Regions from separate parts of the Mus musculus genome. Here region 2 is linked to region 1. A link is a loop called in an ENCODE intact Hi-C map of the cell type or tissue named here. Cell type or tissue: left cerebral cortex. All regions are shown on one strand.

Region 1 (2,500 bases):
TATCAAACCTATACCTGGGATTTGACTCCAAATAAACCTCTGATTATTGATGTAGTGTTTTGATCATTGTTGTTACAGCTATGCTTTCAAAATTCAGATGATTATTGCTCTTGTTTAGTTTTGTTTGTTTTATTTTGTTTTGTACTCCTTTTCTCCATTTGAACCTTTAACCCTTCAGCCTCAAAGAGCAACTACAGCCTGAAAGTAGAATATCTGAGGTCAGTTTCAGCCATAAAACAAACACATCATGTGAGTCCTAATGTTCAACATTTGTTCTAGAAGAACTGTCTTAAAATTCAGTATTCTATCTTTCATATTTCTATATTAGCTACAAAATCACCGAGCTATTATACTATTAACTATCTGTGGTTTTTAACACCATATTATCTCTGAGGTTTTTAGTTTAATAATATCAGTTCTTAGATTATCTACATTAAGCTCTTTATTTTTGCAGTAATAGTCATCTTTAGCAGACATTTATAAATTTTAATATGAGAGTCTTCAAAGAAATTAATATTCTAGTGAGTAACTCTAAGAAGTAAAGAAGAAAAATTCCTTCAATGTTCAAAGCTAAATAGTAAACACAAGTTTGAGTTTCAATGTTTAATTTTAGGTTTTATAATTTGATTTTTCTATTTGAGATTACTTCTTGTTATTTAGGTCATCTACCAATATTGGTAAATGTTCATTTCTTTGGTAAATGATTGCTTCTTTCAAGACAGAGAGACAGAAAATGAATTACATTAAATTCATATCGATTCATATATATATACTTGTATCTAGAATAAACTTCAATATAAGTTGCATAATACCAAGATGTTCTTTTTACTTTGAGAATTACATGCTAGGTATCATATGTACTAAATGCAGTATAATGAACCAAAAGCTTGATAGTGTTAACTCTGCTAGCTAAATAATGCATAATCTCAATAAAGAACTAGCTAAAGTTCCCAAAAGTTCTAATTCATGATTTACTTGGTAAGATTGTGAATTGGGAAGTGAAATGGGATAGAAAATGCAAGAGGTCTTAATATAAATATTAAAGATCTAGAAGAAGAATCGTCATATTCCCAAATTAAATTTCTTAAAAGCAGAATTGCTATTGCCCTTTTTCAAGCCTTTTGTTTCACAGTTTAATTCAACAGAACATTCTGACTCATGTGCATGCTATAAAAAGCTTTGGCCTCAAGCCCATCACTTCACACAGCCATGCAAATAATAAGCAACTCAAGCCTATGTCCTACAGAAAGCCTCCCAAGCAAGCTGATGCAGGAGCCTGAGTATCAGAAGAGGTTTGGAGGAGGGATAACTAAAAATGCTGAGTACCTGCCCAAAGATAAGAGTAGGCAATAGCCACGGGCCAAGAGGAGAGGGTGGAGTAAGAGAATCTGAGAACATACGGTAATTAAATGTTTTTTTCAAGAGGAAAGTAAATCATGTGCGATATATCTGGTTGATGAGAAAGCACACAAATTTTGGAGACAAAATTATTTGAATTATTGTCTGGATTTCAAAAATTGTTAGCTACATGACCTTGGCCAGTATATGTAAGACTCCACAGCCCCAACCTCAGCTCATACTTTCTTGTCTCTAAAATGAAAAGCAACCTTGACATGTCCTCATGAGAATGTATGTTCATGGAAGAACCTGGTAAAGCGTCAACACATGGCACTCAATAGAATACCATACCTTCCCTCCCATCTTTCCTGAGTCTTACATTAAGTTAGGTTTTTGTTACTATGCAGCTGCTATGCTGTCTCCCAAGCAATTTGTACTTTTCAGTTTATGTAATCATTATGCCCACTATATATATATTATATATTATATATATAGCTATATAACCACAACCACGTCAAAGAGAAACTGCAGGAGGATTTGTCATGGGTTGTTTGACTTACTTTGATATATTTTTAATTTATTGAAAGTTGTTTTTAGAAACATGTTTGTGTTTCAACTTTCAAGTCATTCTCTTATTTTAACAACTATGACAGAGAGAGAGAGAGAGAGAGAGAGAGAGAGAGAGAGAGAGAGAGAGAGAGACCAAACTGGAATTATCCAGAAAGAGCTGCCCTATCTCTTATCTTTCTAGATTCAAAACTTCTAAATCCATAGGAAAGCTTTGTGATTATGTCTAGGAGTTCTCAGAGATACTGTTGACTCAGTAAAGTTAGGGCAGTCCAATCCTATACTAGAACAAAATCACACTGGCAGTTTGACCTTTTGAATGCCCTCAGACTAACCTCTAGATGTTACAATGTAAGACTTACCCTTAGTAAGGACATTCATCTAAGATGCTGTTTCTTTCAAGAGTAGAACATTCAGAAGATTAAAAACAGGAGGGAGAACAAAATCAAGTAGCAAAGCTTCATTAAAGGCCTTACCCAGTTAATTTTAAAGCATCACTAACAATGCAAGCAAACCATAATGAAGTTCACATCTACCATCGAGACTGACACACTGTCAAAGAAAGAAGTGAGGAAAAAGAACAAGAGAAAGAGGA
Region 2 (2,500 bases), 110 kb before region 1:
TTAAATAAAATAAGACATGATGAAACAGGCCATATCCCAGTTTCATGAGTGGGTGAGACAGAAAAATCCCCAGTTGAAAGCTTCCCTGGGTTATGTGACTAGCCTGGGTCAAGCAGCATATTGAGACCAAATCTCAAAATAGAAAAGAAAAATCAAGTCCAGGCTGGTTGTTATAACCTATTGGTTAAACATTAATCTATTACTTAAGTTTAATATTTCAATAACTCAAAAAAGAAAAATAAAATAAATAATAAATGCAAGAAGAGAAGTCAATGATCTGTTGCCTTTTTTGTCAGATAGTGTAAGGATCCAATGAGAAGGCTACAGCCGTATTGATATGGGGCCACGTGTCTGTTGTTACTGTATTTGGAAGGCTGACACAAAAAGATTGCTGTAAACCCAGTGCCACACTGTAAATCAAGGCCATAGAAATCCTATCACAGGAAAGAAAAGAACAGAGAACAGAATCTGTTGTAATGCACCTATTCTCTGATATACTTGCTCTGCCTTTATTCACAACCTTTCTTCATTCCTTTGTGCTTATCTCTAAGACCTTGCATCTATGTTTTCCCTGATTTTCAAACCAAGATCAAATAACAAAAAAACCTAATATTTGGAAAAAATACTGACCAATTTTATTAGTATTTTACATATATTTGATCTCAAAATGTCTCCATAGATTATTTTCTCTTTTTCCTTTGAGGATAGAGACAGAATCTGCCATTCTTACAAAGGGTTGTGCAGCACTTCACAGAATCAACAAGTCCTAGCTAGGAAAACACAGTCAACATCTGCTTTTCCTAAGAAAAGTCATAAGGACAGACAAGAGCTTGTTTAGAGTGAAAGTGGAGAAACAAAAACTAAAATTGTTCTTAAAAACTGCTTAAGCAATAGCATCAAGACCAGGGAAGAGGCTTTATAAAAACCTTCATGTAAAGATTCCTTTCCAAATAAAGCTTGTCTAAATTTAAGAATTGGCTGCAAAAGAATAACTAGTAGTATCTCAGAAAGCTGCTCCATATGTTCTCTGCTACATCCTGAAAGCCCAGGAAAAAAGATCTCTGGGATCGACTATTGAGGTCCCCATCAGTGGTAAAAGTGCTGATGTTCCATACAGAGCCAAGGCAGTGCATAGAAGTAAACAATGGAATAAACCAGAAATCATTCTCCCACATCTCCCTAGTCTGGGAAGGGCAGCAATCTTTAAGCAACAATTAGACATCAGCAAAACTGATGGCAGCAATCACAGGAGCAGTTGAAACCACATCCCAAGTACAGTGGATGCAAAAATAGGGAGCAAAAGAGTCAGTTATCCAGAGCACAAGAGCTGCCATTGGCGCCTTCCAGGTGGGAGGAATTGCTTCAACATGACCTTACCATTGCCAAGATGGAGGCCCAGAGAGACCATGTTCTTTGTTGAGCATCCATAAGGATCACAACAGCCACTGCACATTGAATACCAAATAGAATTATCTGAATGTTCTGAAGCACAACAACCCAGGATTAAGGACTCGCAATTATGCACATAAGACGCAATATTAAGTTCATATGAATTGGCTGTTATGGCCAAATGTTTAAGAAACGTGTCCAACCATCTAGTGATTGCCATATGCAGGGATCCATCCCATAATCAGCTTCCAAATGCTGACACCATTGCATACACTAGCAAGATTTTGCTGAAAGGACCCAGATATAGCTCTCTCTTGTGAGACTATGCCGGGGCCTAGAAAACACAGAAGTGGATGATCACAGTCAGCTATTGGATGGGTCACACGGCCCCCAATGGAGGAGCTAGAGAAATTACCCAAGGAGCTATAGGGAACTGCAACCCTATAGGTGGAACAACAATATGAACTAACCAGTTACCCCGGAGCTCTTGTCTCTAGCTGCATATGTATCAAAAGATGGCCTAGTCGGCCATCACTGCAAAGAGAGGCCCATTGGACTTGCAAACTTTATATGCCCCAGTACAGGGGAACGCCAGGGCCAAAAAGGGGGAGTGGGTGGGTAGGGGATTGGGGGGGGTGGGTATGGGGGACCTTTGGGATAGCATTGAAAATGTAAACGAGGAAAATACCTAAGAAAAAAGAAAAAAGAAAAAGAAACGTGTCCAAGTTTACAAGAGAGAGTAAACATCAAATCTGATCACTCTGACCACAAAGTCTTAACATTCAGCCACTATATTGCCCCAGGTGAGTTTGCAAAGCTGAGAGCTAGACAGGTAAATTTGTCATGGACTTGAAATCAATTACAAAATCAGAAGGAAATAGTGATATAAAACCAAAAGAAAATCAAGACATAAAATGGAAAATAATAAAGGAGAGAAAGGAGGAACAAACTGGAGCACCCACCTTTCTGTGGGGGAACCTAGAGAGGCACATTTTGCTGAACAGGAGGAAACAGTCAGTGTCTCGTGGGCTTCATTGATAAGCCAGTCTTTTGATGCAGAACAGATAAACTTGGAAGGTGGAGAAGAATGAGAATCAATTATACCGGGATT

What was found. A loop is a pair of places that touch in the nucleus more often than their neighbours do. Peaks named below come from ENCODE experiments on the same cell type or tissue, not always from the same donor. Only the 100,000 strongest peaks of a DNase experiment are listed, where the experiment ranks them.
Region 2: it touches region 1 in a loop (3-fold over the local background); 3 of 42 quality-filtered maps call a loop at or near these places.

Annotation. Positions count from the first base shown.
Region 1 is chr3:17,778,133-17,780,632 of GRCm38, forward strand. All of the region lies in intron 2 of Gm30340 (a long non-coding RNA gene), which reads right to left. Among named protein-coding and RNA genes, the nearest start is that of Gm30340, 6.6 kb to the right of the region's middle. In left cerebral cortex, no CTCF peak of the experiment used is centred here; a DNase peak (open chromatin) is centred at 1,211; H3K27ac peaks cover 999 bases.
Region 2 is chr3:17,666,209-17,668,708 of GRCm38, forward strand. All of the region lies in intron 2 of Gm30340 (a long non-coding RNA gene), which reads right to left. Among named protein-coding and RNA genes, the nearest start is that of Gm30340, 120 kb to the right of the region's middle. In left cerebral cortex, no CTCF peak of the experiment used is centred here; DNase peaks (open chromatin) are centred at 1,081 and 1,494; H3K27ac peaks cover 866 bases.